Regions from separate parts of the Homo sapiens genome. Here region 2 is linked to region 1. A link is a loop called in an ENCODE intact Hi-C map of the cell type or tissue named here. Cell type or tissue: MCF 10A. All regions are shown on one strand. Links, peaks and the distances in the headings refer to the core of each region. The heading gives the core; the rest is flanking DNA.

The links. Peaks named below come from ENCODE experiments on the same cell type or tissue, not always from the same donor. Only the 100,000 strongest peaks of a DNase experiment are listed, where the experiment ranks them.
Region 2: a loop joins it to region 1, with 26 times the contacts of the local background. A loop is called at or near these places in 1 of 110 quality-filtered maps.

Annotation. Positions count from the first base shown.
Region 1 is chr10:104,802,241-104,817,640 of GRCh38, reverse strand. All of the region lies in intron 1 of SORCS3 (sortilin related VPS10 domain containing receptor 3), which reads right to left. Among named protein-coding and RNA genes, the nearest start is that of SORCS3-AS1, 140 kb to the right of the region's middle. RefSeq lists enhancers at 7,777-8,300, 7,467-8,666. In MCF 10A, for the core only: no CTCF peak of the experiment used is centred there; a DNase peak (open chromatin) is centred at 8,180.
Region 2 is chr10:104,322,471-104,337,870 of GRCh38, reverse strand. All of the region lies in intron 1 of ITPRIP (inositol 1,4,5-trisphosphate receptor interacting protein), which reads left to right. It overlaps ITPRIP-AS1 (ITPRIP antisense RNA 1), which reads right to left and starts at 14,507. Exons shown (of 3, transcript NR_120622.1): 1 at 14,301-14,507; 2 at 13,848-13,933; 3 at 11,126-11,532. RefSeq lists enhancers at 529-728, 6,381-7,026, 7,027-7,672, 9,611-10,256, 10,257-10,902 and 2 more and silencers at 6,126-6,420, 8,445-8,494. In MCF 10A, for the core only: no CTCF peak of the experiment used is centred there; DNase peaks (open chromatin) are centred at 7,290, 7,930, 8,450, 9,650 and 1 weaker place.

The DNA of each region.
Region 1 (15,400 bases), core at 4,652-12,651:
GGAGGGGAGAAAAGGAGGGAGAGGAGGAAGAAGGGAAGGGGATAGGAGGAGGGGGAGGGGGGAGGGGAGAAGGGAGAGGAGGGGGGAGGGGGAAAGAAGAGGAGGAGGGGGAAGCGGAAGAGGAGGGGGAGGGGGAGGGAGAAGCGAGAGGAGGGAGAAGGAGAGGAGGAAGAAGGAGAGGAGGAAGAAGGAGAAGGGGGAGGAGGAAGAGGAGGAGGAGGGGGAAGGGGGAGGAGGAGGGGGAAGGAGGAGGAGGAGGGGGAGGAAGGGGAGAAGGGTGGAAGAGGGGGGAGGAGGGAGGCAGGGAAGGGAGGAGAAAAGGAAAAAAACAGTGACTCCTATGATTGCCAATTGAAAATTGAGATAATGTGTCAGCAGCCCTTATTAGGTACTAAATAAGGGGTAGTTTCCCTTAATTTCCTGGAAAGGAAATCCATGGGCCCTATCTTCCTCCTTGGCCAGGTCTCTCATGAAATGTGCTCATAAGTAGTGTGGGCCCCTTCAAGATGACTGTAGATCCACCGCTTCCAAGTTGGTGAAAGTACTGAGGCTGTCTGGGTGTTGGAAACAACAAACTTCCTTTGGGCTTGAGGGGAACAGACACTGTGGTGCCCCAGAAGCCAGGAAGCTGGGTCCACGAAGGTGGATACAGGCTCTGGGCATGGTGAATTCTTGGGTGCCCGGGCTGAAGGCTTGGCCTCCCTCCAAACTCTAGCAGCTGTATTCCCTGTTGGTCTTAAAGAGAGAGGAGAGAAGGATGGAACAAGTAGAAGGAAGTGAAAGTAAGGAGAGACCACTCTAAGCAGCACCAACTTATGTTCCAAATGATTCTGCAAGCTAGGTTTTGTTTCCAATGATTCAGCTGAGGAAGCTCAGGCTCAAAGAGGCTAAGGAACCTCCCCAGTCACACAGCAGCAGAGCTGGGACCTCCAAGCCCTCCCTCTTTCCTCACCACAAAGTGGTTTTTAAAAGTCTGATGAGTCTGGAAGGTGCGCTGAACAGACGCCAGCCCCTGACTGGCTCCATGGGAATAGCTACTAATTCACTAAAACCACAAACTTCCTGCACTTGGGTGTACCTCTGATAGGTGTAATTTGTGTAATGTGAAAATATGCTGCAGGACAAAGAAAAATAATTAGCAAAGTGATAAGGCACATTCTATTTTTCCTTATATCAGAAAGGATAACCATTAACAAATGGTTAGTCTAAGACCCACCAAAGCAGGATGATCTCTGAAATACAAGGACAGGTAGTTTATACATGAAGAAAAGTAGAGAGTGAACCAATGCTGAAAAAAGGCCTGGCATCTTGCTTTCAGCAGATTAAAGAAAAGCAAATTAACTCATTTCTGAAATGCCAAAATGCCATTTGAATTAGTGAAAATTCATTTCAAAGTTATGAAATTTAAGGATATTATAAAGAAACAGATATTCCCATATCCTCCTGCGAATACTGTATGCTGGCCCAGACCTGCCAGGGAGCATTCTGGCAGAATGACAAAGCTATTTATGCCCATTAACCTGCTAAGTCCACTTTAGGTAATATACTCTTATATTCCATGGAAATAATTCAAAAGCGAAAAAGAAAAAAAGCTATTTGTATGGAAATATTTATAACAGTGCTATCCCTCACAGGGAGAAAAAGCAATTAAGCAACCTAAATAACCAATAGCAGGGACATATTCAAGCAATTAATAGCATATTCTATGATAGATTCTATATCATTACTACAAATTGAAAACTGGAACTACATGGTCTTATGGGGAAAAAACGTATGAATATACAGAAGTTATTAATTACAGCAAAAAGTATGCTCATTCTTATTACAGCTATATAGAAATAATACATATGTGTCCACTGATAAACTGGCACTTGGTATTAATGAGATTATATCTTATAAAGTTAAATGCATCATGAAAAACTGTTTTTGTTTTATGTATTGATTTTGCCTGAAGCCTACCTTAAAAAAAAGTGTGTCTATTTAGTATGTCATTGTGGAAATGCACATGGGTGCATTTCCCATGTGCACAAAAGTATATGGGTGACAATCAAGATAGAATAATATTTTTGAATAATTAGGAGTGTGGTGAATTTGTATCTCAATGTCAAATCTTTATTTATATTTAAATGTGCCCGATAATGTTATGCTCCAAGATACCCAGTGGGTGACTTTTTTTTTTTTTTTTTTTTTTTGAGACAGGGTCTGGCTCTGTCACCTAGCCTGGAGTGCAGTGGTGTGATCTCGGCTCACTGCCACCTTCGTCTCCTGGGCTCAAGTGATCCCACCTCCTCAGCCTTCCTAGTAGCTGGAACTACAGGCGTGTGCCACCACTTTTGTATTTTCAGTAGAGACAGGGTTTCACCATGTTGCCCAGGCTGGTCTGAAACTTCTGGGCTCAAGGGATCCACTGGCCTCGGTCTCCTGAAGTACTGGGATTAGAGGCATCAGCCACCGCACCTGGCCCTGACTTTCACATTGTTCTTTACAGTGGTGATAACTGACTGTAAATCTCTGGGGTTTCACTGACAGAACAGCAGTAATCACGCACAGGTGTCCTCCTTCCATCAGTGCTGTTTGTCTTTTCTCCTCCTTCAGACTGCAAGCTTCTTGAGAACAGGGATTGTGTCTTCCCTCTTCCTCCACTTCTATCCACAGAGAGCATCTTTGAGGCTCTCATTCACACACTGGGGCTCAGTTAGGACTTGACAATAAAGATAAACAGAAAGGAAGGATCCTAACTACCAATTATATTTGTAATATATAATAATGTGAGAAGACTTAAAAATGGGAGCTGAAGTACAAATAATTAGCTTGCTGTGTTTTATTTTGGCATAGGTCTTGAAGCAAATAAAATGCTCTCCACATCCATTAATTAATAAGTGGTATCTACTATGTCCTAATGATGCAAATGATAAATTTGACCCAGTCCTGCCCAACCTCCAGAGTATTTCACATTTAGTCAGTTAGATGTGTAAACATATTATGACAATATAATGAGAGTGTCTGGGAAAGCGTGAGGTACTGTCAGTGAACAGAATTTGACAATCAGGGCAGGCTTCCAGGAGGAGAAATTGATGTCCAAGTTGAGTTCTAGAGGATGAATAGGGGTCTGACACATAGAGACATGCATTGGCGGGAGATAGGAATGGAGCAAAATTCCAGGGAAAGGGGACAACGTCTATGAAGGCACAGAGGCATGCTGATCAGGAATGACAAAGACAGTTGAAACATGGAGTCTTAGTTCAGGGTTGCTGAGGGTGAGTCAGTGTAAAAGCTGGGCTTTGGAGGAGGGTCTAGTTCAAATATTTTGCATGGCATGTGCCTTTGGAGTGGGAAAGAAGAGCAGGAAGATCGGAGGGAAAGAATATAGAAAAGGCTAGTAATACTACTCACTGCAGGTAGGAAGAGAGAGAGGAAACAGAAGGCAGGTCACTGAACCCCATTTTCCACAAAAAGGAAAGCTGATTTAACTCCCCCCTTGTGTCTTGAGACTCCAAACACTGCCCATTCCACTGCTGTGAGTGACTAGCCCCTTAGAAGCTATTCAGGTAAGAGATATTCTAGAAGAGCCTGTGCATGATTAAGAGATGAGAGAACATATACGAATTTCTACTTAAGTTGCAAAGTGACTCTGGAATAGGGGGAAAAAAACATAAGTCTTCCTAAACTATTCTTAAAGACCACACCCCCTGGCAAAAAAAAAAAAAAAAAGAAAGAAAAGAAAACTCCCTTAAATATACTTCATCAGTGAGATAAATTTTTTCTTTGCCCAGAGAAACAGATTTTAGAATTTCCAAAATGATCACGACAATGGTGGAAGAAATTTTTTTTTTCTCAAACCCATGAAAACATTATCGTCCTGGTTACTATTTTCATTTCATGGAAGAGATAGATTATTTTTCTTTAAAGTGATTCTTGCCAGCCCCTGGAGCATCTTCAGTGGGATCTTCTCATTTGGCGCCATCAGCTCCAACCAACCCATGAAGAGAGGCTAAGGGGTGTGGGACAGGCCATTAGACCCAACGCTGTAGAGCAGAGAGCCACCCTGTTCTGTCCTATACATGCACCCAGCACACTGGAAATGAGTTGCTAAGGCTACGGTAAGGAAATGACCCAGGTTCAATCCTTCCACAAATGTTACTGAAGCCCCTTCTGTGATCCCATCACTGAACTGAGTATGTAGATTAGTATATTAGTACATAAAACAGGCCAGCCCTAAATTCATGGAGCATAAAATCTAGTCGTAGGGGTGACTGAGTCTTGTAAACTAAACAAAAAAATAAATATATAATCTCTAATTGCAATGAAGTTTCCTGAATTAGAGAATAATAAAGTGAGGATACCTTTCACAATGTGAAGTCACAAACACCCTTAGCAGATGATGAACGGGTCGTGGGAACTGTCTGGTCACTTGAGGAAGAGCAAAAGGAAAGGCACTGTGCTCACAGGGAATAGCAGCAGTGAAGGCCCTGAAGCTGAAAATACTTTGGCACATTTAAGAGACCAAAGGAAAGTCAGGGAGCCTGGAGGGTGGTGGATAAATCTGAGATGAAGTTGAAAAAATGGTGAAGCAGGCCAGGGCCCAGTAGGCCATGGAGTAAGAAAACTATCCTAAGATGATTTTGGAACTAAAGACCAAGGCCCTGTGTTTTGAAGTTAGAGCTGGGGGCAAATTGCAGTGCCACAGAAAAGAAATAGGTGGGCTCTACATTCTGATTCTTAAAGACTTAAAATCCATATACCCATGATCCACCCACAGCATCCCCTTCAAGAAGGACATGGGGATGAAACTGGTGCATACTTCCTCCAAATACTGCTCTGGTTACCCTTTGAGAGCTTTTGAGCTCTACTGGCTCTGGATGTTTACCTTTCCAAGCTAGACTCCACAGCACTGCCTTGCTGTCTACTCATCCAGCCCCTGCTTATAGCCCACACTTAGGGCCCAAGCTCCACCCAGGCCCTTAAGAGTAAAACCTGGTTCCAATGGGAAAGGCCCATTAGGGGCTGGAGTTTTCAGGTTAAAGTCGCCCCCATCCCTGTGTGTGACTACCAATGTATGACTCACTGGAATATTCCAACATTGTGCATTGTTATTATTTGAGGAAACAAAGCTTTTTATTTTTGGAATCGCCAGCTGGAAGTAGAGGTAGAAAAGGCAAAGGAAATAATATTTGAGTAGAAGAGGTTTTGTTTATTTGCTTTAACTGAAATAATACAACAAAAGCTAGGTCTCAGTTTGTCTACTATTTTGACAGGATTCATAAAGGAAACAAAATCTTGGAAATAACTAAGGATGGACCTAACTAGTGAGGAAGTGATCACTGGGCTAAGGTGTACTGCGTCCTTACTCTGACATTTTAGATACGCAACTGCTGGAATAAGGAAACAAAATCTTGGGAATAACTAAGGATGGGGCCTAGCTAGTGGGGAAGTGATCACTGGACTAAGATGCACTGTGTCCTTACTCTGACATTCTAGGTGCGCTACCACTGAACAGGAGAGTTCTCCAAGAGAGATGGAAATCTCTGTCTACCCTTCATCTGGATCCTTTCAGGGTGCTACTACCAAGTTATTTTTTTTCTCTTTGGCATTTCCATTTATTCATTCCTCTTTGTTTTTTCTAGGTTGTCAATTCCTTTTATTTTTGTTTATATAAATGTATGGGGCACACGTATAATTTCATTAGATGCATAGATTGCATAATAGTCAAGCAGGGCTTTCAGGGTATCCATCACCCAAATAACATATATTGAGACCAGATTGATGTTTTCTGATGCACATCTCTTGGCAGGCCATTCCTTTGTTCTCAAAACATCAATCATTTCCCTGCCTGCAAAAGTCCATAGCCTTCAGCCGAGAATGTAAGGCTGTCTGCTATCTGGCTGCCACCATCATCTGCCCTGCACCGCTCCGCTAAATGAGCCTCTGGTCTCTGACCTGACTCCCTGCGTATGAACCTCTCCCCATGAGATGCTGCTCTTGGCTTACTCCAGAGCTACTTCCTCCCCATCCTGCAATGCTTATCCTAAATTCCAGTCCCTTTCTAGGGATCTAGTGACTAGGACAGAAAGCACATATCTAGGCAAAATTTGTGGCTCTGCCACTTTTCAGCTGTGTGACCTTCGGCAAGACACTTCACTTAAGCTCTATAGCTTCCATTTCCTCCTGTGTAAAATAAGTGTGAAAGCTCTGCCTCACCAGGCAACTGTGAGGAGTAAATGAGGCAAAGCACTGTGTTCCTTCATGTCTCCTGGCAAGTTCCCTCTCTTCTCAGAAACCAGCCTCAACTCCCTCAGGCAAGTTCTGTTCTCTTGCATGTGCAACTTAGAGTAATTATCCTGGTGGTGGTTGATTGTTTGCAGGTCCCACTCCCATGAAGCTGGGACCTCTTTGAGAACAGGCACTCAGGTTTTTCATCTTTGTATTGCCAGGAAATGAACAAATGAATGAATGTGTAAAATATCTGGTCCAGTTCCTGGCACACGAAATGTACCAGTAAATATTTTCCCTTCCTATATGGTACTTTTAATATGTTGTTTTGTGTTATAATTATTACGTGCATGTCTTATCTCTTTCCCTGGATTTTAAGTTCCTTGAAGCAATGGGCTTTTCTTAATCATTTTTAGAATTTTGTTTTTTAAATTTACATACAGTACAATTCACTCTTTGTGGTATACATCTCTATGAGTTTTGAAAAATGCATGATATTGTGTAACCATCTGTCTCAGACATTTTTATTTCTCCCTAGGCACTATCGCTCTATAAATGTTTACTGAATAAATGAATAAGTGAATGAAGGAAACAATAAATAAACAAATATTTGCTAGGAAAGTTTCCACAATAGCCACCCAGATAGTTCTCAAGGCAAAGAAAATCAGATGACAAGTATGTAACTGCTATACCACCTTTCAGCAAAGTAAATTCCCAATATCTATCGGAAATCTTTTAAAAACACTTATACCCTCTGGCCCAGTATTTCCACTTCTAAGACTATGTACAGCAGAAATAATCAGATGCCCACATGATTTAGGTTTCAGGAAGGTCATAAAGCATTATTTATAATAGCACATTATCAGAAACAACATAAACAGCCAAATAATCATATAATTAAACTGTACTACTTAATATGATGAGACTGAAATTATATTTCTACATTTTACTTTACAATATTGAAATGTCTACTTGTATAATGTTAAGTGTAAAATGCAATCCATAAAACAGTACATATACCATTAACAAGTGTTTAAAAAATATACACACTATATGATGACAATGTTAAATATAAATCTTTATATAAAGTGTTCATCTAATTTTACAAAATAAATGTACACGTATGTTAACATAATCTCCAGTGCGTGACAGGCCATTTCTGTTTCCCTCACTATATGTTTTCAGATTTTCTAATTTCTTACAACAGATACTCCTATTTCTTTTATATTCAGAAAAAAACTATTATAAAAATAGAGGTGAAAATCCTTTATTTCTGCTTTTAAAATCTCATAACCTTTATTTCATCTCTAGATGACTCAGTGGTGGCTAAATTTTAACATTCAAGATGTGGCATATGGCTCTGCTTAAACAAGAACATGCTTTCTGTCGGAAGCATGTTCAGAAATAGTCCAACCCACTGGTGGGTGACACATTTCATGCAAAGCTCCAGGAAGCAGCCCCTATCCCAGGGGGCTGAGGCTTCAACATGGTTACATCAGGAGAACATCAAATAAAGGACACTGTGTACAGTCTGTGGCTCGATGAGCAACTTCACTTTCACCACTAACAGGCTACATGACCATCCTTAACCTCATATGCTGGGAGTACGTTTTATTCATTTCTGTATCCCCAAGCAACTAGTAGAGTAGCTATCCCACACAACAGACGACAAAATAATGCTCATTAAATGAGGATGGAGACATCATGAGTAAGAGCTGGAAGGTGGTACAAGATGTGCTCTAAACTATAAAGCAGTCCCGCTTGGAGAACAGGTGTGGCCAACTGCAGCAGTGGCCATGATGTCACACATTCCTGCAACCACACTCATTTCCTGTTGTAACTTGAGCTTCAATCAAGAGTCAATCACCCCAGGCTTTAAATATAGGTTGGCGTTTTACTTGTTTTGCCCAAAACAATATGACAGAAACAATGGTGTTACAGTTCTGAGTCCAGGTCTCCAGAGACATTGCATGTTTCTACTTGCTCTTTGAGAACCATGCCTAGCCACAAGAACAAGCCTGGGCTAGCCTGCTGGAGGATGAGACACATGTCTGGCTTCCCTAGCACCCCAGCTGACAGCCAGCCAACCCCCAGGAGCAGGGCCAGTTAGCTGGCATGGGCATGACTACAAATGTATGAGGAATCCCAACCAAGACCAGAACAACTGATCAGCTGAGCCCAGCCAAAATTGCCAACTCACAGAACGCTTAGGCAACTAATTAAGACACTAAGTCTTGGGAGATGAATGACAAATAGGCTATTTCAGCTTTTAAATCCTATTTGTATATCCTAAAGGTATCTAAAACTCAAGACATTTGAAACTGAACCCATGTTCTACCTCCCAAAACCTCTACTGTTCTGTGAATGGCGTAACTATCCTTCCCATTTTATATGACAAAAAATGAAAAATCATTCTTAAATCTTTCCTTGCTTTCTCCCTCATTTTACTATAGCCAACGCAATCAATGGGTTGATTTTGCCGTCGAAATATTTCTCAAATCCATTTACTTCTATTTCTATCACCAGCACGTCTTCAAGTTACCAGCAGTCCATTTCTGCTGTGTGACTTTTGACAGGTTACTTCATTCTCTGTTCTCTGAGCCTCCACTCCCTTAACTGTAAAATGGGATAATTCTAGTATCTGCTTCATAGGATTGTGCACATCAAAGTATTCAGTAGAATAACTGATGTAAATACTCAGTAGATGTTAGTTAATTTACCTTCATAAGATGGCTGATAGAGCTTCTTCATGATGGGCTCCAGTCTCCTTATCTACTGATGGTTTCCACCATCTCATTTACATGGAAACAACTGCAAATTGCCTTTACTCAATGCCTCATTCTCTTTTTTGATTCCAGGCCTTCACACATGTTTTTCCCTCCATCTGAATGTCCTTCCCATCATCCATTACAGGTGAATGCCTATCCTTCAAAACCCAAATCATACATTTACCTCCATATTTTCATTGTTCCCTGTTGCCCCCATTTAGAGTCAGCCATTCCTTTTCATGCTATCTCTGTGCTCTATGCATGCTTCTCCTGTATTACACATTATACTAATTTATTTATTTCTATCCACTATTTTCTTGTTTACTATTTGAAGCAAAAGCCCTGTCTTTACATCCTCAGCCCCTAGTGTCCAGAATATAGTACTTGCTAAATAAATCCTTGGTAAATGGATAAATGAAGATCCACTCTGATGTCCTTCACCAACTCACAAAAGCAGAACGTATCCTGCTTCTTCTGCTTCAGAAGTCCTAGTTCTGTTGGTGCCAAAGCAACTGGCAACCATTTGGAAAATATTTGCTCTCACTCCCCCCACCCAGATTCCAAATTCCAGTTCAAAGCCAAGTGCCTGTCTTCCCGCCAGGGCAGCCCACAGCTTTACTGCAAATGTTTCCCTCAGCTCTCCCCTGTGCATAACCTTAGCTATATTATTTACGACTGTGAACACCATAATATACATTTAAATATGCTGTAAAGGTCAGACAACTGAGCCATACCCCTTCCTGGGAATCCATTTCATATCATGGCAGAGGCAGGCCTTCCAGCCCTCACTCAAAACCAGATTTGAAAGTAAATTACGAAGCCTTTTTTTCTGGTGTGAGGACAACTCCCTCATGCATCACATTCTATGGAATCATCGCTATAAATCCATCTGTTACAAGCTGGGAGAGCAGCAAGTGTTGGAAGCCACAGAATGATTTTAGCTTTTGAGCTGTCACCCTCATATTCAAGAAGTTCAACTACAAAAATCAGCCTCACGTTTCAAAAAAATAAAGAGAAAAGAGGTGAAGAAAGCACTTGGAGAATGGATGCTGCTCCACCCTCCCCCACAACCTGAGACGCTCTAAACGTAGGATTCTTAGACTTCTAGAAAGCCACTCATCTCTTTTCTTCTTCCAATGTCCTCCAGTTTAGTAACCTCTATTTTTTACCTTGCCCTGATAGTTCATGTTTGTCTTAAATTTAGAGGTTTTAAGAACTCTTAAAGGAAATGATTAAATGGTAGATACTCTCTCCAAAGAAATATATAATGTATTCACATAAAAATTTCCACTTCATATCTGGGTGTTCATGAATTCCTCAAGACCTCTCCATGGGCCAAGGAATCCCCAAACAGAATGTACCATATTGTCACTCAGCTGAAAATGGAATAAAAAGTGGTATGTTTTTGTACAAAATGCATGTGCATGCGCACGCATGCATGCACACACACGCACACACACACATGCGCACACACACACAGAGAGCAAGGAGCTTAGTGAAGAGATTATAAAGAGCAGACCATTTCTTAAAAGCAACAGTCCACAAGGGTCTGAAAATGCTTCCTGGGAATCCACATCCTAGATTTTCCCAGAGGCATTCTGAATGCAAGAAGAAAACATTTGGGCTACATTAGGATGTACTCTAAAGAATCTGGTTCTTCCCAAAAATTCCCCAAGGTCCAGAAAGTTTTCCAGAATGTGTCATCATCCAAAATGGAAAGGGAGATCTCAACAGCTCAGACTAAACCCTAAAACGGCAAACACCCCTTAGTTCTCTTCCATGTGTTTCATTATGAAAACCACAAAACATCCAAGATAATTTGTAGGAGAAAGAAAAGGTCACCCATAATCACACTAGCCTCTTACAACTGTTCCTATCTTTATGATTTCTTTGTAGTTGGACAAAATGTAGACCTTTGTACAGAGTTAGGATCAAGTACATATACCATTTTAAACTACTTTTTTGTTGACAACTAACCTATTAATATATTCTCATTTTTCCACAAAGCCTTCAAAATGGTCATTATTGTTATTATGAAACAAAACTTACGTTATTTCCCTTTTAATGTGTTTTTATGCATTTAGCATATTTTCAGTTTTGAACAAGTCCCTAGGATAAATTCCAAGGTGTAATATTACTTAGTCAAAGGTAATAAACAATGTTGTGGCTTTGGGTACATCTTGCAACGTTGGCTTCCAAAGCAATTGTTTTGATTTACAATGCCACTACCATGATTACTCTCATGTCACCCCAACTGAAGAGGGTTCTAGAACTTACAGCATCATAAGTCACATTCAGAGACATTATGCTGCTGTTTTTTTGAAGCCACTATCCATAATCCTATTGTGTCACCTGTAACTGGTCTTCAAACTTCTCTATGCCTAAACTTACCCTCTGGGCACAAAGGAAGGACACTCAGAGGAGACAGCTAGAATGGTGGAAAGACGTAGTATAGGTTAGTCAGGAATATCCTGTTTAGATTCCTGGCTTTCTAAATTACTAGCCATGTGGTCTTAGGAAGGACACTTGGCCTCTCTGTGCTTCTGCTTTCTCATCTGGAAGCTAAGGATAACTTGGCTTACTTTACAGAAAGTAAAAAAGTGGCCAAAAATATTAACCCCCAAATATTCCAAACTTATCTCCCAACACTTGCTCCATTCCATGGGCCTCATAATGCAGACCAGGATGATCTGTAAGAAGAGAAGCAGGATATCTGACATAGGGGTTTACAAAATACTACGACTTACACACGCAAGAGAGAAAAAGAGAAAAAGAAAGAAAAGAATAAGTAAAGAGGGGAAAGCAAGAACAGGAAGAAGAGAGTTTGTGCAAGGGTAGAGAGTGTGAGGTATGAAGAGAGGAAACCTGGAACCACAAACTGAAGCATGAAGAACATGAGAAGGCTGGGAAATGACAGGAATTGAAGGCAGGGGAAATGTGAGAATGGGTGCTGTGGCTTTTACTTGCATCAGGTCCCTTCCCTACTCTGGATGTCCCTAGATCCCACCATCAAGAAGAGTAGTTACAACTGGTATCCATCCTCAAGCCTTGTCAAATTCTATCACACACCACTTGGAAACTGACATTTCTCCCTACTACCTCCCATGGTAAATCCTGACTCCTCAGGGTGACTCTTTGGCCCCACCTCCAATTTCATGAAATTGACTCCAACCCACCTTTTAAAAAAAATGTCTTCCACACTCTTCTAGCCAAAACCACTTTCAAACAACATGTGAAAATTTGAGATTTCCTAACTATTCCTTGCATTTTTCCATTTCTGAGCCTGTGCTCATGTTCCTTCTTGAGGCTTGGATGACTTTCAGTCACCCTCTCAAAATTAGTCAAGCTATTTCATGTGGTTCCTCCTCCATGAAAGCTTCCCAGGCCCTTCAACTGGAATTACTCCCATCCTCTGTGTTCTCAAGACAATTTGCATCTGCATCTCTCCTATAACCCCAATAACATTCTCATTGTATTAGTTATTTGTGTACATGTCTCCTTCCTTCTACTCAAGGGTAAGCAACTGAAGTGCAGGGTCCATGGCTTATGGCCCCTTGATGACTCACTGAGTGACAGATGGGTGTTCATTATGTGTGAGTGAGGTGTATTAGAAAGCTGAGTCAGTTCTATGCAATATCTGAGAATCAACTAAGGGTGACACTCATCGTTTGTCTTCTCTCATGGATCTACTTATCTAAACTCCACTTATTTGAGTGACTAGATAACATCAATGCACAAGTGAATGAATGAAACCTCAGAGTATCTAGCTAGAGTCCACCCTTTCCTAAGGCACACAGGAGGCTCACACCAACCAGCCAGTCCATCACCAGTCTTTCCAGTTGAAATCAAGTAAGTTTGCCCAACTCATGCCAGATAATTTGGCATCTATTCTGGTTTCCTAAATGGTATCAAATCTCCAAATCTTATTCTATCTCTGCCAGGAGTTTTGTTGACTTCTGAAGATTGAATATCAACTTTCAAAATAAATGCATTAAGATCCTACTTCCACGATGCAGCTCAGCTCATGGAACAGGACTGCACTATGCCCTGGTTGATGGGTTTTACTGCTAACTGTGTGACAGTGGTAGAGTCACTTCCTCTATCGTGGCCTCTGTATCTTTGCAATGCAGATAACCATAGCCACCCTGCCTACTCCCAGGACTACTGTGAAGAATATATAAAATCATGCAAGTGAGGGCACCTTACCAAAGTATCAGGTAGAATAAGGAAGGAAGAAAACTAACATTTGCTTTGGGCCCCTCCTATGAAGCAAAAATCATGAAACTTTCAACAACCTGTTTCATGCTCTCTACAATTCATATAGTCAAGAGTTTCTGAACATGAAATGTAAGGCTGGAAGAACGAAATTCAAATCCTAATTTGGCCACTTAGTGGTCATATGGCCTTGGGCCAGGTTCCTTCATCTTTGCAAAGCACCTGCCTCCTCATCTTCAAAATTCGCATTCTAGAGATGCTCATCTTCTGGACACTTGTCAGAATCAAGTGAGATGATCCATGTGAAAAAGCTGTGGAAATTGAAAAGCCCTAAGAAATTTCAAGGTATTATTAAAATAATAGAACCGTTTATGCCAACAAGGTAATTAGAGGAGGCAAAGGATGATATAGCTCCACAAACTTGTGAATAGAAACCCCAAAACAGTTCTCCAGGGCTGACTTGGGTCTCAGTCTTGTGTGGTAAAAGAGGATGGGGCTGGTCTTTCTCTGGAGCTTGAAACAGCCTTTAGTAGGGAGCTGGAAATCCCTGTGACAGCAGTAAATTTAGTCAAGAAAGGAAACCTTGGGCCCTGGAGGAGGCAGAGGACTCTCCAAGGAAGAGCTGGAGGAGAAAATGATCAGAAAAATAATACTGCCTTTCATGAGAACCCAGAAGTAAAAAATGGGGTCACTCACCTGCAGTGAGAGCTTGAGTGAATAAATGAGCCTGGGGACTCACATAGAAACATTAAACGCATTCCCTATAAACAGCAACCCAGAGATAGCCAGAAAGGGAGAGTGGCAATAAGGGAGAAGGGAAAAAGTGCTAGTGATGGGCAACACACAGGATTATAGAAAGTGCTTACAGAAGTGATTTTCAAAAATATTTCAGCCCAGGAAAACCTTCTTTAAGGGAAAGTTATGTGAAAACCCAATGCATAATACAGGTAAAATCAAGGTGAGCTGGTTGAGGAGAGGTTTGGAATCCCAATGCTCAGTGCTCAGCCCACAGCCTCTCCATTCCCCTACAGGCAGCTCCTGAGAGAAATCTGAGGAACCCTAAGGGACCTCACAGCAGAATCAGAAAGCCACTGACTTAACAGAGTCTTGGGATCTGTAACAGAGACTACCAGCTCTCCTCCCTCACCCATCCCCTCTCTTTCTTTTAGAAACAGAACCACTTCTACCAAATTTCAGTCTCCATACAGCTACAGACTTCTCTACTTTCCTTGTAGCTAGAAGTGACCATGAGTCTAAGTTTTTGTTTGTTTTGCTTTTTATCCAGTGAAATGTGAGTGAAAGTGACACATGCAATTTCTGAGTCACTTCATTAAAAGAAATTTCTGTCTCCCTATCAGCATGCATGTGACAATGAGTAGCTTCAACTATGTGAAAAGGACAAACTTAGAGGGTGGTAGAGCAACAAGGTGGATGAAGCCTGGGTCTCTGGATGACCTTGCGGAGCAGAACTACCTCCCCTCTCTGGACCACCCATCTACACCTGGACATTGGAGAGAAAGAAATCTCCATATTGTTCAAGCTTCAGCATTCTGGGTTTCATGATAACAGAAGCCTCGCCTATGCTCCAAACTAATCAGGGCCATAGGAGGGAAAGAGAAAAGAGTGAAAAAACTCAATTTGGTGTCTCCTACTCTCTATGCTCTCTCTCCAAGATCTCTGAGCACATGACTCCAGGCCCCACTACCAGAATGGTGACCTCTTTGATGTCCAAAAGTTGTCCATAGCATTTAATAGCAACAAATTCTGTTTATGTTTCATTTTTCAGGGAACCAGATTCTGTAGATGCTCAATAGGTCTTAACTGGACTCTTGAACCACACAGTGGTGAAACTGAGTATCTTTCCTCTCTTTGTTTTTGCTCCATCCAATCAGGAAGCCAGATTTCATGGTCCTACACACTCCCCACTTTCCCAGCTTTGCTGCTTCCTGGCTATTCCCAGGATAAGTCAATTACTTTTTTGGGGAAATCATAGCCTAGCACCTCTTTCTGTAAATTCCAAAGAGATCCATCAGTTCAGGTTTAAAAGTATTATCTCAATTCCAAAAACTATTACAAGATTTTGAAAAATCAACTTTGTATAAACCCTATAAAATCTCATCTTTGTTGTGGCTGCTTTTCAACTTTTCTTTCTTGCTATTTTCTCATCTTGATTGCCTAATAAAAGCAGAATATGGAGATTTTAGGCC
Region 2 (15,400 bases), core at 3,900-11,899, 480 kb after region 1:
CAGAGCGCTACCGAAGAAAGAAAAGCCGGTTCGCCCTGCTCATTTGCTGCCCCCTTTTCCCCTTCCCCTTCCCTCCCTTCCTGTAAGGGAGGAATAGGCGTGAAGTTTTTTTTTCTCGGTTCATGGTAGTGAAGTTATGGGGCTGCTTCAGGCCGGATAAAATCCCCGCCGCTTCCTCTTTCGGGACTATTAGTGGGCCAGACCTCACGCTGTGCAGACTTGCTCTTGGGCTGCAAATAACTCTCTGCCCCTTCACCCCTAACCCCACCCTCAACCCCATCCCTGTGACTTTGCCATTCTGGCCGCCTGGTGAAGACTCCCGGGGCGGGACTCCCCATCCAAAACGCTTTCTCTTAAAAAAAGAAAAAGAAAAAGAAAAAAAAAGCCACCGACCAGGAAGGTAAAATATTTTACGGAACCAGGCAGGGGCCTCATTTTGCCTTTTGCCCCTCTGCTGGTATGAGAAAAGCACCCTTTCACAACTAGTAGAGTACCAGATACTGGTCTCATTTCACAAACAGTAGAGTACCAGATATTGGTCGCAATCTGGACTCTGGTCTTTTGGATCTAAATCGGGGTCGCGGTCTATTTTCTTGTTCTTTTTTTGGATATGACCCAGTGCTCTTGCCTTTTACAAACCGAGTCTATCTGACTGCCAGCTAAAGTTCATCTGTGGTTGGTGCAGTTTTAGGCCCAGGTGAGCCCTGAAAATAGAGTATCAGAAAAGTGGATTACTGTCTTTCCTCCTTACGAAAACAGAATAGGCTGTGTTTTTGAGTCCTCCCTCCAGCCCTCGTGCCTAAGTGGCTTTCATTGTTTGCTAATTCCCTGTATGTTGCGGCTGCTCTGGGCCATTCTGCCTTCGGATTTTCTCCACTTGTGGGTAACCATGAAGTAGTTATACTGACTCTCTGCTCTCCCTGGGTGCATTCTTCTCATGCTCAGTAAATCTACATTTTACGTAAGATAAAGTAAGCATGTGAAATTATAGCTATCTGTTTGGCAACAAAAGGAATGCAGTTTTGTTTTCGGTTTTGTTTTTTGCATGACTGAGTTCCCAAGCTTAACTTTTCCCTTTGGCATCCTGAGCTTGGGGTCCTAAGGTTGTATTTTCCTTTCACAGCTATCAGCAGAGACAGGTAGCCATCAACAGTTAGGAAAGAGTCTGGGCTGGGTGGCTGCCTGTCTTCCCAGAGCTTTGGGAGGCTGAGGTGGGAGGATTGCTTGAACCCAGGAGTTCCAGGCTTAGAGCTGGGATCACTTGGTTGGGATCACTTGGTTGGAGCTAGGATCGTGCCACTGCACTCCATCCGGGTGACAGAGTTCAGACCCTGTCTTTAACCTACCCCCCAATGCCCCGCTGCCCCCCCCCCCCCAAAAAAAAATAACTGGGCAGGAGAAGGTGCTTTCAGAGTCCAAGACTCAGGTTCCATGTTTCGAGTTGAGAGTCTGCCCCAGTAGGGTTGAGGTGGCACGGCAGCCTGTGGGGCTTTAATGGAGAATCTGCTTGGAAGGGGTGGGTGCTCCAAGTGTTCTGGGAGCTGAGAAGCAGGACTTTATTATGGATGACACCAGGCCATCCTGGACCCTTCTCTCATCCAGTCTTGCTGGGGAGGGGTACAGAGCCAGGAGGATGCTGAGAACTGTTCATGATAACCTCCAGGGCTGCTGCTAGCCTATTCAGTCCTTCGCATGAATTAGAATAAGGTGCTCTGTCTTGGCAAGAGGATGGGGCTTGATGCCTCTTAGAAATACTGGCCTTACTTGAGTGGACATAGCCAAGCCATATAGCTGGATAAGTGGCATGTGAGCTGGATTTATCCTCACCCCTCAGCCAGGTGCCTTAAGCAGTACACTGCCTGGTCCACCATTCACACAGCAGCCCTGATAAACAACCACTATTGAGGGCTTAACATTCGCCAGGCTTTTTTTTTTTTTCCCCAAAAGTACTTAGCCTGTATTAACTCATTTAATCCTCACAGTAGCCGTATGAGTTAGGTATTGTTAACTCCATTTTACAGATGAGGAAACTGAGGCACAGGGATGTTAAGTGTTCCAGAGCCTGGAAGGTGAGTCTTAATCACTGGGCATTCATAGACCAAGAAGCAACTTAAGCTTAAAAAGCTAGTTTAATTGGGAACCCTCGTGGGAAAGGGGGAAGAACAGTTGCCTTTTTCTTTCTCTGTCAAAGGAGGAAATACCCATTCTCAGTCCAGGTGGAGGAAGGAGGGGAAATTCATCTGGCAGGAGGCAGAGGAGGAAAGAAAAGAGGCAAGCCGGGCCTTGATGGCTGATGGGGAGCCTGGCCCAAGAATCAAGTGACTTTCCTTAATCTCTGGGCGGTGTGAGGTGGCAGATCCAGTTTGGGGCCTGGCATGAGGGTGATGAGTAAGTGCCCCCAGGTGTGGCTCAGAGGGAAACGGCGGTGGCTGCACGCAGGGTCCTGACCTAGGCAGAGAGCGAGTGGAAGGAGGTGAGACAACTGTCCTGACCTTCCAAACCCCTAATCCCCATCTGTGGTCTCTTGCTTCCTTGTTGAAGTCCCATTCACCCACAAATGCCCTTCTCAAGTTCGTCCAAGAACCCTTCCTGAAACTCCATTTCACAGTTCCATATACATGATCTCTTAGTTTCCACACCGTACAGCTGAGCGCTTAATTAGCTGGAACCGAGCATTTCACTATGTACTGTCGATAGGCACTTTAAACAAAATAGGCTTCTCATCAGTGAGGAAGTCAAGATGCCTCCTGGGAGGGGCCAGCTGGTGCCCAGCAGATTGCTCAGAGGGTGGTGTTTACCTGGATCACGTCACCTGTCCCAGGGCATGGCTCTTAGCTGTGCCCGCTCAGAAACCCAATTTCCATAATTTTCAGAGTGGTTTGGACTCAAGCTACTGATTCACCCTGAGAAAGCTCCCAGAAGAGGGTGTACGAATCAGAATGCTGGTTTATTAATTTGCAAGGAGACTTCGCAAACATCACACAGACTGAATGTCGTCTCTTCCCTGCGTCCTAGACAAGCCATATGGGAAACCAAAGACCAGAAGGTGGACTGCGCTTATCAAAGCTGGAGTCAGAACCAGGCAGGAGCAGCATGGGGTGAGGGTGGGGGACAGTGATGTCCAATAGTGCAGGGCTTTGTCTACCTCTGCGGCCCTCTCACCAGCAGAAAGATAGCTGCCAGGTAGACTGGATACTCAGGTCAGCCTGGCTATGGGCATCTCCTTGGCCAGTGCCTCAAGGGCAGTATTTCCCTGAGAAATCCTGGTAGCATTTCTCCCTTTCCTCTCTCATAATGTAGTAATTTTTTATTTTATTTACCTATTTGTTTAGTGCTTTGCAAGCATTAGCTCCCAGAGACATAGATTTGCATTTGCGTAAATTCGATAACTACTGTACAATCTCAGAGTTGTAGGGCCAGGCCATGAGAGTAAGTGCTATATGCAAATCAAGAGGATGATCCGGTAACCTGGATGGATCAATAGAAAGCCAAGCATAGAGCAAAGACACGTGGTCCCCAATCAGCATGGAGGCTGGGCCAAGGCTGGCCAGTTGTTGCATCCCCTGCGTAGGCCAGGGGGTGAAGCATTCCTAAAGCAGTGCCTGCTTCGGCTGCCTCAGGCAGCCTGCCCTGCTCAGCTGGCCTCTTTAGATTTAAAGGGCTCTTTCTGGTCTCTGTCCAGGCCCTTCATGGCTCATCTTTAATGAGCCACATCTCCAGGTGCCCAGAGCCAAGGCGGTGTGACTGCACGGGCTTTGAAGTGGGGCAGACTTGAGTTGAGTCCTGGCTCCACCACTCGGTGGTTGGGCGTTCTCAGTAGTTGGGCAGGTGCCTTGATTCTTCAAGTCTCGGTAACATCATCAGTAAAATGGGGATGACCCTCAGGGCTGTGGGGAGGGTTGACCCAGACGATGCACAGAAGGCTCTGAGCACCGTGCCTGGCGCAGACTGGAAACCTGGCCAGTGTGCGCTCTTCAGGACAGCAGAGGTCGGTTGGAGGTCTGCATTCTCTGCCGACTTGGGCCCCAACTTCCCCATCAGGTCACTGCTCCCTCCTCTGAGGTCTGGACAAAGGACAAGGCTGTAGGGACCTAGACTGTCCTAGACGGGGAGGACATCTATCCTCAGTGGTCTTTCCAGCAGTTTGTTTGGAGCTGCTCATCCTGATCTTTTGGCTGACTCTGGCAGAGGGAAAGTCAGATTTGAGGCCTGAGCTCTAACAGGCATCCAGAGAGGAAGGAAGGGTAAGGAGCTCTTCTGGGCGAGGAAAGGGGTCATTTGGGAGTGCCCCAGAGGCCTGTAGACCCCTCCTCAACAGTTTAGGACCTGTGACGTTTCCCCACAGAGAGCACATCCCCCCTCTATCTGTTAGGCCCACCCCGTGACATCAGTGAAACGGAAGCACCCTGCAGGTGACATCACTGTTGCTCAGGGCAACGCCTCCACCCTAAGGCGGACGGGGAGGTGAAAAATCGGCCTCAAGTGTGAGACGCATGTTGAAGGGAAGGGACATAGAAGGTGTAACGTTCACAGGTGTGTTTCTCAGAGGCTGGGGAGAGGATGGGCCCAGTTAGCGGCAGGGTGAATAGAAGAGGGAGGTGCTGCAGTCTCAGATCTGGGCTGTGTCAGTTGGTGGTGGGTCTTTAGGCCTTGGGTCAGAGAGCGCAGTGCTGACAGCTGCAGTCTCCTTCAGTTCTCTGAACGGGACTCCTTAGGGGTCCTCCTGCAGCCTGGATCTGTAAGGAGGGTTAGGGGAAGGGCAGGCTGGAGCAGTGATGGGGCCATCAGAAAAGTGACTTTCCATTCTTCAGCCTCCCCACAAAAGAGAGTGAGAAATAGGATGCTCACATCCTTATTACGGGGGCTTCATTGATCGAGCAGCCATTGTGTATCTGTTATGCATGGCCTGTGCCAGGGATTCAGCGGCCTCGTGGAGCGTTATGATGAAATGCACATGGAGAGGAAGAGTGTATGGAATCCACTGCCCCAAGAGGCAGGACCAACTGGAGATAGGAATCCCGTCTCACAGTTCACCTCACTCAACTTAGCATTCCCTGTGGAATTCTAGATGGGTTAAACTAAATTCATGGAATGCTTTCAGTTGGGTGTGCTTGAGATACACTTGCTAATTTGGGAGTGGAGTCAGAGGGGGCAGCCATGGATGTCCATCTTGTCCCTGGGATGGCACTGTTTACAAGGCTGAGGTCACTCAGCAGTTCTGATGCTCTTAACTTGGTGACCTGTGTTTCCGCCACATCTTATCAGGTGATGCCTGCTGCTTCTCCTAAGCAAGGGCTGCCAAATGTCAGCACAGGAGACGAAAGAGGCAGGAAAGGGAGGACTCCCTGCCCTGAAGAAAGATGAAAAACTAGATGATATAGTAGGTGTCTCTGTAGAGGTTTCAGGAATCGCCTTGTCCTTCCACTTGAAGGCACCTGATTAAAGTTTTTGTTTTGTGCAACTAGGCATAACTTCAGGTGCTTTTCTGATGTCCAGCATTTCGGTGGCTAAAGTCATTGCCCTAATTCTTGTATGCACCTAGCTTTTTCAGGTTTATAAATAAAAATTAGAGTATCATTAATCTGCAGAATCCACCGTTATGGATATGACATTGTTCATATAAGTAGAATGGCCTTATTAAAAAAAAATAGTGGCTTCATTTACTGAGCAAAGCCCCATTCTAGGGGTTTACACATATTTATTTCTCCTCCTCACAATGGCCCTTCAAGGTGGGTGTTATCCTAGTTTTACAGGTGAAAGAACAGACTCAGAGGGACTTGCCCCAAACGGACAACAACAGAGAAGAGATTCGAATTTAGATTTGCTCTCTCCCAGGGCCTTGGACTCTTTCTGCCACCTCAGGCGTCTGTCTGGACACTGTAGCCCAGAACACATACAGATGGCATAAAGAATCCCACAAAGTTTTAAGTGTCAATACTGAGAAAACAGCAAGCAGACCACCAACTCCAGGCCTGAGACTTCTGGTCCCTTCCTGCTGTCTCACTCTGATATTAGCAGACCTAGTGAGCTTTGGAGACTCCTTCTGCCAAGAGATTCTGTGAGTGTGGCCTGAGCTATCTGAGGGTGAAAGGAAGGAAAGGCTTTCCCTTCCAGCACTGTTTGCTTTTCTGTTTAATAGGCACAGTAACAACCAGTTCCTGATAATATTCAGAGCACTTTGCAGTCCTCTGCTGGAAGTCCCTAGGAAAAATACAAAGCCCCGCAATTATCAAATGACTCACTTCCAGGTGCATAACACAGTGGGACACTCACTGCCTGGGAAGAGGGGCTCAGCTTGGAAGCAACCCTGGGCTGCTACTGCTTTCTCTCCCTTCTAGGTCATTTCCCTGAAGCTGATGCAGGAGTCCCCCCAACTCTCGCCCCCTCCTCCTGTATCAAAGCAGCAGGGAAGGTGTTGTCATTATTTTGGCCCTGCCCGCTAGTGCAAAACCATGTGCTCATAACATACTGTTCTCATGGGAGCCGGCTTCAATAGCCTCTTAGCAGCAGCCGGGGGACCCGCCTGAAGTTTACGAACGCGTCCTTTGTTTGCTGAGACTTTGTTCCAAAGTTCCCAAGGAGGCAGGGGTGCAGCATGCCTGGGCTGGAGGGTAGGAGAGCAGGGGCTGCCTGGGTCCTACCCCTGTGTGCTGCCCCAAAATGTCCCTAATGTACCCATGCCGCTTCCTGACATTTCACCCCAACACATGCCTACCTGCCAGTGTCAAGAGAGCCCTCACTCCCTTTTTTGCAGAGAAGGCTTTCCATTCCTTTTATCTCAAATAGCCCAGGCCACACTCACAGAATCTTGGTAGAAGGAGTCTCATAAGTTCATTAGGTTTTACTCCCTGCTTCATGCCCACATTTCATCTAGATTGTCACCTACCCTTCCCTAAACAGTCCGGGTGAGGAAAGTCCATAGGTACATGTCTAATGTTTCACAGATACCAGGTCACTGAGCAGCACAGCTCGTGGCTTCATGGGAAGAGTATAGGCTTGAAAGTCAGATAGGTTTGGATTCAGATCCTGGCTCTATGATGTTGGTGAGTGGCCTCACCTCTGTGCCTCAGTTGCCTTATCTGTAAAATGGAGATAAGTGCCTGCCTCAGAGGTTTGATGTGAGAATGATACATGTAAAGCTTTATTGTGCAATGCTTAAGCCTCAATAAATGGGATGCAGTGGTTGTAATTCATTAAACCCTCCCATGGTGTGTCAGGGCCCTGAGGCTTGTCCAGTTTTTTCCTGAAAGAAGAATTACTTCTCTGCTCCTTCTCTTACTCTGTAATCCTCTGTTTATTTCTACAAGAAGCTTGAGCAAGAAGGGAGGTGTCCACGGCAAGGCAGCTGAGGGTCAGAAAACGTGTCAGGGTTCATTCCTGGGCCATTTTCTAAACGTTGGCAGTGAGTCTGCCTGCAGTTACATGAAGGCCAGTCCAGACCAAACGGGGCTGCAACCGTCTCTGTCTCCAGGGCTACGTCTGGAAGGGATTTTGCTGGAAGGGATTTTCCAAGGCACTTACACTGTTAGCACTTTGTTTTTCTGACTGCAGTGCCCCTCCCAGGAAGAAAGAATGTAGAAGTTACTTTATCCAGAGCTTTCCACTTCACTCCAGGAATTTCAAATTCCTGCTCCTGGGAGTAAAGGCAGTGAGGTTCTTTTCCCAATCCTAACTCCATTCATGTATTCAGCAAGCATTCATTATAGCAACTACCCTCTTCCAAAGCTGGGTACTCAGAACCTAATGGAAGAGCTGTCAGTGTCAATGATGCCAGATTGGAGGGAGTAAGGGAGGGTGCTGCTGACCTTCCTAGGTCTCCAAACTTCCTCCTCTTCCTCTGTGTCAGCCCCTGGGGCCTTTAGAAGAAGACAAGGAGGTGGAGGAGACAACTTAGTCATACTCCCCAGGCTTCTGGAGGAGCTGCAGGGATGTTGTTCACCCACTTCTTCCCAGAGGACTCCTTAACATGCAACCATGACGATTTAACAAATCAAAAAGGAGACATGACCGCAGCACCAGTACCAGTGCCAACAGCAGTATCATTTACCAAGCACTGCCGAGTGACTGTGAGATGGTCCACAAGGCCATAAATTGGACACTATTGCCATAGCAAGTTGTAGAGCCAAGATTCAAACCCAGGCCTTCTGATTCCAGAGTTTGACTCCTTAGCAATGGTTCTCTAAGCCTCTGCAAACTGTTAAGCTCTTCTTAGCTGATGAGCTTTGGGCTGTTTCTTTCTCGGTGACAGTAGGAGTGGAAATGAGCCTGTGTGAACTTGACACTATCAGTGGCTGCTTGCTGCCCACCTCAGTCTGACTGACGCACATATGAGTCATGGGTCCATGCATTCAGCAGGCATTATTTGGACACCTACTGGGTGCCAGCACAGCCTCGGTGGAGCACCCGCATCACACCTTATTGCTCCGTCCCTGTGACTAGAAAATGATGTCATAGTAGGGTTGTTTTGTGCAATCCGTAGAGAGTGTGACTCTGAGTAGTCATAGGTACTTCTGGGAGCAATTTTGCTAACTGTTCCTAGCCTTACCATGTGGGCCCTCTGCTCTCCAGAGAGGAGGAGGACTGGTTTGCTCTGACTAACTGGTGTGGGAGGGCTGGCAGAGGCCCGGCTCTATTGTTCAGCCCAGATCCTTGCAGCAGAGCACAAGCAAAGACGCTCTTAATTTTTTTTACAGCTGGGCTGGCCTCCCCTTTGTCTTTGTGTCTGTTACTGTTCCCCTTTATTGAGATGAAAGGGGTTTTTAGATCTTTGCAGGGAGAGTGTGTGTGTGCGTGCATGTGTGTATGTGTGTGTGTGTGTGTGTGTGTGCATGCGTGCAGGAGGCCCACAGCGCTTCTCTTCCTCTCCCCTCCCCGCTCTCCCCAGCCCAGCTGGGGCCCAGGCTTTGTGTCAGGTACCGCCTAAGCCGCAGGGGGACTCGGGTAGAAGAACAGTCTGGGATTTCTTTCACTGTGTGGGGCCTAGAATCTCAGGAAGCCAGGACGTGGGTAAGAGACCAGTGGGGTGGGGAGGCTGAGGTGGGGAACAAGCCTTTCCGAGGTCGTGGACAAGGCCTTGGGGGGTTCATCCTCCCCCATCTCCTAGAGGCAGAGTGTCTTTCTAAGCTGGGCTCTCTTTGTTCCCATCCAGGGGTCAAACAGAAGGTGGCTGCTGGGTGCTGGCCCTTTATTTAATTCCATCCATCCTAGTTTCTCAGTGAAAGGGGGAAAGTGGAAGGGGGCGGGGAGTGGCCAAGGGAGGGCTTTGTTCCCTCCTTGTTTTCCTTTGTGTTTACTCCCGGTTCTGTTCCAGTCCCTTCCCCTTTCCATTGAGTCAGTGTGTCTGCTATTGTGCAGAGCCTGCGTCTAAGCGTGCAGCCTCCCCTCCCTGTCCCACTGAGAAAGTGTGGTTTTGCCTGAACGTTTGTGGCTCTGCTTGGAGGCAGGGGGTGTGTAGATCATGGGGTGGAGAGAGAGAAAGGGGACGACTCTTGGGAACTCTGGCATGTCCTGCCCCAAGGTGGGTATTCATGCTCTCTCCAAACCAGCACCCTTGTGGGTGAGATGCGGCCACAGGGCTAGGGGAAATTCGGAGGAATACGAGCCCAGACCAAGCCAATGTAGGACAACGGGAAGTGGTGAGGGCGCATTGCTGTCACTGTGATTCACGCATAGAAACCGGAGATGGGAATCCTGGAGGCTGAGGGAGACCTTCCCCTGCAGGCTGGCTGTGGGAGAGGCATCCTTCCTGCAAGTGGTGGGCATTTGTGGGGAACTGTCTTGTGAAAGTGGTGCCTCCAGTGCATGGTGTGAGCTGTGGGCCCCCAGGATAGTGTGTGTCCTTAGCACGGAGCGCAGGTCTATGCCAGTTGCTCTGGGGAATGCAAAGACAAACAGGACCCTGCCCTTGCCCTGGAGGAGCTCACAGTGAGGAAGGTGATGGGGCAAGACAAAGACAGAGGCAGCTGTCGGGCACACCAGGGCGACACGGGGCCTGGAGCCAGGCTGTTGTGTGACCTTGAGCACATTGCCCCACCTCTCAGCACCTTGGGCTCCTGCCAGGGACATGAGGCTGATGGCCCCCTCCCCCGGGGTTGCTGCGTGGGTTAAATGCAATAATTCAAGGATAGAGACACATGGGACCAGCCTCAGTTGGGTGCCTGCTGTGTGCCGGTGCATCTACAGAGCCACCTGACCTACATGAGGTACCTGGTGCACTCAGTGGGGCCTAATTCATATGTCCCTCTCCCTCCCCTGTTCTCCTATCCCTTGGAAGAAAGAGGGATTTGTCTTGGGATCCTGGAAGGCTCCTTGGAGGTGGAGTCTGAGATGGGCTTGCTGTGAGGTCAGTTGGGTAGGGTTTTGGCCAGCAGAGGGGTGAAGCATGGATGTTTCCAGGAATGGTGGGGAGGTGCAGGAGCTATCTGGGGGACAGGAGATGATCTGAAGTGGCCGGGCCAGGCAGAGAGGGAACCAAGAGGTCCTCTGAGGCTGGTTGGGCCAGGCCTTGAACATTCTTAAAGCGCTGACTTGTGTCCCATGGAAACAAGACTCCCTTGAAATGGGGAGGGGAGACGTGCAGGGTTGGGGAGCTAACTGGGGGTTTGGAGTGTTAGGGAGAGCTCAGATGAGCTGACCCCAAAGGCCTACGCTGGCCAGCACACGAGAGAGATTCCATCTCACGTGGAATCCCCAGGCTTCGGTGCAGAGCAAAGGCCAGGTCAGAGGTGGCTGGGGAGACTGGAGATACCCCAACAAGAGGAAGGTCAGCGAGGGGAGCTGGCTGGGAGAGAGGAGGGTGCATTGCGCTTTGAGACTGCAGTAGTCTCCTGGGGTGGCCATAACAAGTTGCCACACACCAGGAGGGCTTAAGACAGTGGGCATTTATTTTCACAGTTCTGGAGACCAGGATCAAGGTATCAGGGCCACACTCCCTCCAGATACTCTAGAGGAGAGTCCCTCTTTGCCTCTTCCAGCTCCTGTTGTCTCAGATGATGCTCAGCTGTGGCAGCGTCACTCCCATCCTGGCCTCCGTCTCCCCTCACCTCTCCTCTGTCTCTCTCTTTTGTGTCACTTCATAAGGATACTTGTCATTGGATTTAAGGCCCACCCGGGTAATCCAGGATGATCTCATCTCAAGTTCTTTAATTTAATCACATCTGCAAAGACCCTTTTAGGTCCCATTCATAGGGGCTGGGGATTAGCGCGAGGACGTATATTTTGAGGGCTGCCATTCAACCCACACAGTTGAATGGATCTGAGATGCCCTGGAGGGAACGCGTGGGAGAAAAGGAGGTGTGGGCCAGAGCTCAGGGGTTGCAGGGGAGCCCCCTCCTTGTCTCTGCTACTGTTTTACTCCTTGTAGTCTCTTCTCACTGTCCTCTCCACAACCCAGCCATAGAGATCAGGCGTTTGTCTGTCTGTCCCAAGATGCTGTGATTTCTATGATGTCCTGCTGGAGGAGGCAGGCAGAGTGGCTGGACGGAGGGACACTCTGTCCTTCCTGGGAGAGGATGGCTTCCCTGCCTTCTCCATCTGCTCGCCGAGGGACGTGCATCAGCCGGCGGAGGAGCGGGAACAGGAAGGATGTGGCTCACCCACCCAGAGCCAGCAGAGTCCAGCCCTCTGTCCTTCCTGTGCCTCTGCTGGCTGGCAGACCACCCCCATGACCCAGTCCTGAGAACAGAGTTGGCATTCTGGTGACTTCTTGAAACCGCTCCCTCTCCCGAGAGTGGGCCTTGAGAGCACTTAATGCTTTGGACGGGTGTGAGCAGCACCTCCTGTGAGTCCGGCCAGAGTGTCCACATGCAGACAACAGAGGCTCGCTGGAGCAAAAAAAGGCAGCTTCTGCCCCGCGTGTACTTCCCCACCGGCTCGGTGGTAGGGCCACCTCAGGTGGGCACTGGGGTGGAGCTCTCCCCTCTCTGCTGTCTGTCCTGCTGCCCCACCTCACCAGAGTCCAGACTGACCCCTGGGTGCTTCTGAGCCCAGCATCCCACTCAGTCAGTCTGGGCTCTCCCCTGGGTTAGGGAGGGACAGTTGGGGCTCCTGGGGCCCACAGGCCTTACTCTAATACCAAGCGCTTCTTAGCGCAGCACCATTAGGCCTTTTTGCTTAGGCGAGCCTCTGCTGTCCGCGTGTGCACACGCTGGCTGGACTCGGGGTGCCCGGTTCCACCCACTCGAAGCATTAAGTGTCCTCAAGGCCCATTCTAGGAAGAGGGAGGGACTTAAAAAAAGTCACCAGGATGCCAACCCAACAAAGCCTCTTCTCTCTTTTCTTCTAGTCCTTGCAGAGGCCATGGGGAAGGAAGAAAATCTGCTCTGGCATTTACACTAAGTTCCTACAAGGGCTGGCACAGAGTCAGCCCTCATAAGTGCTGGTTAGGATTATTCCGAATGTGGCTGCTGGGGCCAACGAGGAGACACGGGAGTAATCAGGCCTAGGTTTGGGGAGAAAGGTGGAGCCAGTATTTCAGGGAGTCATGGACTCAGAGGAAATAGTGGGTTTGCTGAGTAGTTGCTGATGGGGTAGGAGTAAGGAGAGTCCTGGGTTAGGGGTTACCTTGAGGAACGCTTCATGGGGGGTTGCAGACCAGAGCCCACAGGCTCTGGGTGGCCACTAACATATTTTATTTCATTTTCTTTTCTTTTCAAGACGAGGTCTCACTGTATCACCCAAGTTGGAGTGCAGTGGCGCCATTTCAGCTCACTGTGACCTCCGCCTCCCGGGCTCAAGCAATCCTCACACCTAAGCCTCCTGAGTAGCTGGGACCACAGGCATGTGCCACCACGCCCAGCTAGTTTTTTTATATTTTTGGTAGAGACGGGGCTTCGCCATGTTGCCAAGGCTGGTCTCGAACTCCTGAGCTCAGGCGATCCATCTGCCTCAGCCTTCCAAAGTGCTGGGAATTATAGGTGTGAGCCACTGCACCCAGTGTTGCTCACATGGTTTTTAAGGAATTTTTGAAATAGCAGCTAACATTTAAAAATGGGGGGATTTTGACAAAGTCCAGATTAGTGGCTTTTCTTTGGGAAAAAAAAGATCTTGTCATTCTGGGTGCACAGAATGTGTGGCGTGGGGACTCGCCCCTTCAGACGAAGCATGTGCCATCCAGTCGACCAGTGTCCCCTCCTCTCAGCTGTCCACTGCAGCCCCGCTCATTTTCCCTGCGGGCTGGCCCTCCCAGACACTTGATTTTACAACCCGGGTCCTCGAGACAGGTGTCTGGAGAGAGGAAGGGAAGGAGCCCAGTGGCCACAGGGTGGCAGGTCTGGGGGAGGTGGGTTGGCCAACATGATGGTCCTGCCCAGTGGGAGAGGGGGCAGATGACTGGACGGGGTCAGGGCTGCAAGGACGCCGAGAAGAAAAGGAAGTGCGGCAAGCCCAGAGCCGCAAACGCACCCTTTCCACCTACTTTCTCAATGATCTTTTTGTTGGTCCTCTTCCTTCCTCTTTCCTCACTTCCTTTCTTTGCCTGTCCCTCCCTCCCCTTTCAGGGCCCAGCCTCCGGCCCCAGTCTGCTCACCTGCCCCTCTATATTCCCTCTCCTGTCCCCATTTGGAGTGCAAGTGAAGAGGGACCCAGCCAGAGATGCCCTGGTGGGAGCAGCTCTGAGACCTTGCACTTGCTGGAGCAAAGCCCTTCTCCTGTCCCACTGTCCTGGAAGGATGGGAGCCAATCAGGCTGAGCAGTGACACATTCAGAGCCATTGTTACTGAGCCATTTGTGCTGTGTCCTCTGTCCTGAGTTAGGCAACAAGGAGGGAGTTGGTGGAGACATGTCACTCCCCAGCTCTATCTGCCACCAGCCACCTCCTCCCAATGTGCAATAAGTCAACTCCTACTTACATGTTGGGAGCCTGCAGTGTGCCCAGCCCCGTGCGTGGTACCCTGGGGGCTGCAGGAGAACATTCAGCTTCTTGACCATGCTGGAACTGTAGGTAGGAAGGCAGGGACCGGTGGGTGACACAGTAAAGAGCAGGAAGGTGGCCTGACCTGCAGGAGTTCCAGGAAGGGTGAGATAGGCCAGATCCAGGGGCAGGTGCCTGGAGAAGGGCCCTGAGCTGGCCTTGTGCTATGGGAAGCTGGTGTCACTGCAGCATGGGGCGTGAGCCCTGCTAGAGAGAAGCATGGAATTGAGGGTGAGACAAGTAGGCTGGGCCATGGGAGGAGGGTTTCACGATGGCTCAGACCGCCCGCCCATGAGTTCCAAACTCTAAAACCAAGACTCAGGGTAGAACTCATGCTCCTTTCTCAAAGTCCTGTTTTTCTAAGGCCTGGGAAGCTCGGGAGACAGCCAACCTGGATAATTTTGGTGGTCACCACTGACAATGATGCTGCAGAGGTACCCCCAGGCAGGGGAAGAGGCAGGACCCACTCAGTTTTCCATCAGTCCCTTGAGGGGTTGGAAGGAGACCAGAGGGAGGGGCAGACTCAGCCTAGGTGCTGCTCACATTCAGCCATGCACTGCAGACTCAGGAATCCTAGAGGCCACCCAGTGACCTTCCCAGAACATCAGTCTTCTTCATCTGTAAGAGAGTTTTAATGCAACTACCTAAATGAGGTTGTGACAATTAAATGACAAAACATATGCAGAGTACTTAGCATCCTGCCTAGTATGGGGTACCTGCTTCCTAAATGGCTGGTCATGTAAACATCTTCACCTTTCACCACCCTTCCCCTGTTCTGTGCTGGAATCACTGCCAGGTGCTCCCTGGGAGGGTCCACGGGATGATACCCAGCCTGCCTCTTCTACTCCACCCACCCTCCAGGCCTAGCATGTCTTCTCTTGAGGCCTCGGTTTCTACCTCTGTAAAATAAAGAAACCTAAATTCAACTCTATATTCTGACTTTCTTAAATATTTGGCTTGATTTCCCCCCAACAACTGTGTACCTCATCAGCTGGGGCTGAGAAACTGCAGCACAAGGCCAGGATACAGAAGGAGTTCAGCCCAAACTCATGGCAGTTTGGGCCTCCCTTGGCTCCTTCTTTCTTGGAGGACCCAGAACCTAGTGAAAGGGACCCAAGTCACCCCCAAGGCCTCGGCTAAAAGTGCCCTCCCCTGCCCTCAGCCAGTCCTTTATTCCATTTCGTAAAGGAAACCTATCAGCTACTCCTTTTGGCTCTGAACGTGACGCCAGGGCCAGGCCTTCTTTTGCTGTTGTAATTAGCAGAGCTAATTGCATCTGTCAGGCTGTGTGCTGGGCAAGCCCTTGGCAATTTCCAGGATGTGGGCTGCTGTGACACTGCAGGAGCCCCACCCTCCTACCCAGAGGACGCCTGGTTTGGGAAGGGATGGTTCTCAGACATAAGCGGGCATTAGAATGACCTAGAGGGCTTGTTGAGACACAGATACTGGGCCCAGCCCTGGCATTTCTGATCAGCGGGTTTCAGGTTGCCT